Linked DNA regions of Mus musculus: region 2 is linked to region 1. A link is a loop called in an ENCODE intact Hi-C map of the cell type or tissue named here. Cell type or tissue: left cerebral cortex. All regions are shown on one strand.

Region 1 (2,500 bases):
ATGAACACCTCAGTAGAAAACACAGAAGACTCTGTGAATAAAGTATTAAAATAAACCTTACAGACAAAAAAGGGAGCGTAATAAAAAGTAAGAAGCGATGATACCAGTTTGGGGAGGGGGGGACTGGCTCTTCCGTTCCACTTTATTTTATACTTTCCTCGTTTTGCAAAATTCCTATCGTGAACATATTCTATTGTTTGTATAATGAGGGAATGAGTCAAGGACAAAGAAAAACATAAAACTAGAATATTAATATTAATACAATCAAAGTAAGTTAGCTAACTCCCAGAGATGCATTTTCAAACCCAAAGCTGTTGAGAAGGCTCCTCAGTTAAAAAGAGCTTGGCGCTCAAGGCTGACTTCAATCCCAAGAATTCCAGTAAAGATGGGAAGAAAGAAGTGACTATATAAAGCTAAGCTCCCACCCATGAGCATGCGTGCGCGCACACACACACACACACACACACACACATACACACACACACACACACAACGGTATTGATCAATTTGGAATTTTTAAATTCAGTCTCAAAACAATAGTTTCCAGTTATATGACAGGAGTTAGAAAGCAAAGGAAAAATTAACGGGTGTGATTACCAGTTTGGGAGGGGGTGTCTTAGTTTGGTTTGGAAGTTTCATATATTAAGCACCCAGTACATTTAAACAAGTTTTTTAATAATTTATTTCCCTCATTGGGCATAAAAGCTAATTTGTATTTTTTTCCAGAAAGGCCCTCACCTTTTTGTCCTGAGGTGAATTCCTACTTCCATTGATTTTTACATAACCAACGTGTGCAACTCTGAAGTGGGAAAGCTAAAGCCCAAACGCTTAAGGCTAATACTAGTTGGAGAATAGTGTTGGCCCTCTTTAATGACCTCTTTTTCTTTAAAGAACAAAAAGGGTTCGTGTGTGCGCCAGTCCTCAAAACTCCAACAAAGACTGGGCTTTGGATGAGGAGAGGCTCCTGAAATCCAAGAAAAAGAGAGCTTAAACTCTAAGGATGAATTCACCAGGGAAAAGTGCTCCAATGAGTTTACCTGGAACATGGCTCAGTTTAAGTCGACTCCCCATCCCCCTCCTATTTTACTGTTAAGAAGTACTTACTGATCAGCACGTCGTGGAACAAGGGGAAATTTAACAGCTCTGAAATTCAACCCGGGAAATTACTAATACATTTATGAAGTATGTGTAAAGGGGAGTCTCACTGGTTTTTAATGCTTCACCTTCTGGCTTTCCCCTCATTTACTCGGCGCAGCTTCCACTGACGTTATCACAGGGCCACCCGTCCAACTTCAGTCAACTGATTTGTTCTGAAACGTTCATAAAGGTAAAAAGCACGTCAAAGTTAAGCTAAAGCTAAAGCTTTCTTTCCATTACTTGGAAAGGAGCTGGAGCGCGGGGCTCCAACCTCTGGAAGCAGCAGCTTAAGCGCATTGGGCGGCAAAGGGCGAAAACGCACACCAACTTCTTCGCCCAGACCGTCTGGACTGCACTTCGCTAAGAAGCCCTAGAAACCTGTGGCGGGTCCAAAGCAGGAGCAAGCCGAACCTGGCCTCGGCTGCGCTTTCCCAGCGAACGCCGCCCCAGCCCTGTCCTCTGGAGAAGCGACGCGGGCAGCCAAGCTCCCCGCTTTCAAAGCTGGGTGGGCTTGGCGCCGCTTGGCAAGGAAACTTCGATCGGCAGCCTGGGGACCCTGCTCCCCAGAACAGGGCTGGGCTGCCGAGGAGATGCCGCCCCGCTCTGGCAGGAACCAGGCTGTCCACCACCTCCTTCAGTGGCGGCCGGGCAGAGGGAACGCCAGCTCCGGGGACCGCGGTGGCAGGCGAGCGTTCTTCCCTGCTCGCCGTACCGGGGGGCTCCTCGGGTGGGCCGGCGGCCGGTGAGCCGGGAAGGACCTGTTGGGGAAGGGAAGCCCATTTGCCTTTACCTGTCACCGAGGTCCGGCGCGGCGGAGCCCGTGTCCACCGGCGGTGGGCAGCGCGCTCAGTCGGCTCTGGCGTTCCACACGGCGAGTAGAGCTAGCGCCCCACGTAGCCGGCAGAGCTTCATTCACACAGCCCAGCCGGGAGGAGGGGGAGCGGAGCGGGAGCGAGGCTCATGTGACAGGCGCCTTGGAGTATTAGCTCTGCCAAGACGGCGTCTGCGCATGCGCGCCACGGAGGGCCCGCTCCAGGCACCTCGGGCCGGCCAGGGGGGAAAGCGCCACCGAGAAGCAGCAGCTGGGAGGAGCTTCGGCATGCGCAACCGCAATAGGGTAGTCGGGCTTGCAGCCATATTTAATGAGGACTGGGCGGATCCAACCCAAATGCGGGGCGTGTCAGTTGCATTTGGGGGAAAAAAAAAGCAATGCTCCCTTCGGTTTCATTGTTTGCAGATTGCCTACCTTGGTTTTGCTTTTGTCTTTAGAACAAACTGTTTATCCTGAGTATCTTGCCCACAGCGGACATCAGACCACAAATTTAAGCCTCCCTTATGCCAGGCATTGTTCTGGCTAATATAC
Region 2 (2,500 bases), 130 kb before region 1:
TCCACCACCATTGTATGACTTGTTCCCTGTATTGAAGAGCAAACAGATATTAGTACACTGGACAGCCAACATTTTTAATGTCCCCGTAAACTATCTGATGATTACGGTTATGGTGCAATGCGATCACCTACTGAGATATCCATCACATTCACAGGTTTCTGTGATCGAGGCTCAAATAAGGAGAAACTAAGGACACTATGAATGGACAGGGACCCAGGACAGTAATAGTATAAAGAAAGAAATGACAGAAGCTGGTGTGTAGTGGGAAAAGTATCTACAGAACAGAAGACAGGAAGGAGCTTGGAGCAGTTTAGGTATTTCAGTTTATGGAAAGGAGATGAAAGGCTCTAAGGCTTTGCAAATGTATCACATCAAGAACCATCTTATAGTTCGTAGGGCAGTAACTTAATCCTATGAGGTAGTTTTTTACCCAGTTGGAGACTTGAAAGAAAGAATGCTGGCCTCTTCAAGAGTTAAGCTGATTGGAATGTACAAATTTTCCTTCAGTAGATAGAATGCTTTGATCTCCAATATAATGGGCTGGTAGAGACTTTTTCACAGTATGTCCGAAAGTTAAATATTTACAAGTAGAGATTTAGACAACAATGCTTGGCTTAGCAATGAACTGTCCTTCCTTGATCCTTGAACTAAGCAACATCCGAGTTCGCTCACTCACTAAGCATGGTTTTTAGTCTGCTTGGTATTTAGTTTTTTTTTATTACAGCTACTTAGGTGTGGATATGTTTCATCTTCCTTTTCTAGACTAGCAGATCTTCATTAGTTTCTCTCTATTGAATTTATCATAGCCTTCCTACAATGTCTTCCTTTCCCCTTTGAGTCAAATCTCACTACATTACCCAGACATAGCTACAACTAGTGATTGCCCTATCTCAGCCTCCTGAGTAACTGGTGTTATAAAAATGCGTCACCATCTCTTGCTCCCCACACTGCCTTAGCACATATGTGATAGTAAACATCAGATGATCCAAAATGCATTCAACAAATGGCAAGGATGAGGGAATATTTAAAACTAAGCAGTTGTACTGACACATGGTAAGTATTGCTTATAAACTTGTTAAAATATTTTGGCAACATCATCTGATGGAACAATATTTTGCTAGTAAACTAGAAATGTAAAAAACAGCATTGAGGAATCTATATAAATGCACTCAGGGAGACTGCAGAGTAATTCCATCATTCAACCCACACAGCCAAATCTCTCATTTGCTACACCAATCTGGCAGGGACAAAGGCTTCCTCCAGACTATTCGCTAATCAACCTCTCTTCAGCAAAGGCCCAAGTTGGCCTCAGCTGACTCTTTCTCTGTCACCTCCCTGCCCAACGCAGCTAGCGGCACATTCATGGCAGAAGTTTAAATGAACAACATAAATGGAACCTGTTTTACCAACTGGAAGTCTGCTGACTGCCTAATTCAGCACACTTTTTACAAGCAATTCGGAGGTTTGAAAGGAAAAACTCAGCAAGTCCTAATCATCTGCGGGTGGGTGAGTCACTGGAGTGGCTTGGAGGAGGTGAGCAAGTTAATCTTAAAACCTCAAACCAAAGTCCTTTTCCTATCTTCACTTCTACCTGGCTGTAAAATGGATGTCTGCTGAATCACCACCCAGCCCAGCCTACCCTGTCCGTGGCATGCTGATAAAGAAGCAAGCTGCTACGCTCAAGAGCTTGGAGGGAAAAAAGGGGCAGAAAGAGAAGAATGTGTGTGGGAAGGAGAGAGCTGAATGAAGCTGTTTCCATCCTCAACTTAAAATGCTGACATGAACGCAGGACAGCAAACAACCAGAAACTGACTCCTTCAAAGCAGGTTAATGCTTCCATTGAATTTCTAGTTTCAGAGTTCTCCTTTCCGGAAAGGGGTTGGGGGTGGGGGGACAGGATTCTGTGAAAGATTTTAAGAAGCATCAGATAGCTATCTAAGGTTACAATATATACCAAACGAGCTCCTCCACCACCCCCAGCTTTGAGGCAAAATGAAGCTCTGCAACAGCGTCCTGGCAGGAAAAAGAGAATCCTATTACATCATAGGTAACATGAGCACCACGGCATCCTCCTTTGTCGTCTGTCTCCTGCTAGAGAGGCAATTATCAGGCCGTAACGCGCGGGCAGGCAGTGATTAGAATCCTACTACAGACTGCTTGCAATTCTCCAGATCCCCTGCTCCCGGAGCATGCTTCAGCCTGGGCTGGCTCAGTCTGCTTACCTTCGTTCACAGTTTTCTTTTTTTCTGCCTCAAGGAAGAAACAACCTTGGCAGCCCGCATTTGCTCATTTAGGTTGAGGTGCTTTTACAGGACGCCCGCTCTGGGGAGCTTTAGAAGGGCACTTGCTGCTTTCTCGGCTTTTAACAGCAACAAACGCCACCTAAAGAGCCACCAGTGCTCCCGGTTGGTCAGAGTATGATGTCACCGATGAGATCACATGACCAGACCCTTGGACCGGCCTTGGAGAAAGGAAGATTTTTTAACCTAGCACAGAAGCC

The links. Hi-C counts contacts between places; a loop is a spot of excess contacts. Peaks named below come from ENCODE experiments on the same cell type or tissue, not always from the same donor. Only the 100,000 strongest peaks of a DNase experiment are listed, where the experiment ranks them.
Region 2: a loop joins it to region 1, with 15 times the contacts of the local background. A loop is called at or near these places in 11 of 42 quality-filtered maps.

What each region holds. Positions count from the first base shown.
Region 1 is chrX:7,317,179-7,319,678 of GRCm38, forward strand. It overlaps Clcn5 (chloride channel, voltage-sensitive 5), which reads right to left and starts at 2,180. Exons shown (of 14, transcript NM_001243762.1): 1 at 1,928-2,180. In left cerebral cortex, no CTCF peak of the experiment used is centred here; DNase peaks (open chromatin) are centred at 1,016, 1,315, 1,799 and 2,153; H3K4me3 peaks cover 1,348 bases; H3K27ac peaks cover 821 bases.
Region 2 is chrX:7,186,310-7,188,809 of GRCm38, forward strand. Clcn5 (chloride channel, voltage-sensitive 5) reads right to left here. Exons shown (of 14, transcript NM_001243762.1): 4 at 1-26. Among named protein-coding and RNA genes, the nearest start is that of Mir500, 50 kb to the right of the region's middle. In left cerebral cortex, no CTCF peak of the experiment used is centred here; DNase peaks (open chromatin) are centred at 978, 1,493 and 2,286; H3K4me3 peaks cover 1,581 bases; H3K27ac peaks cover 450 bases.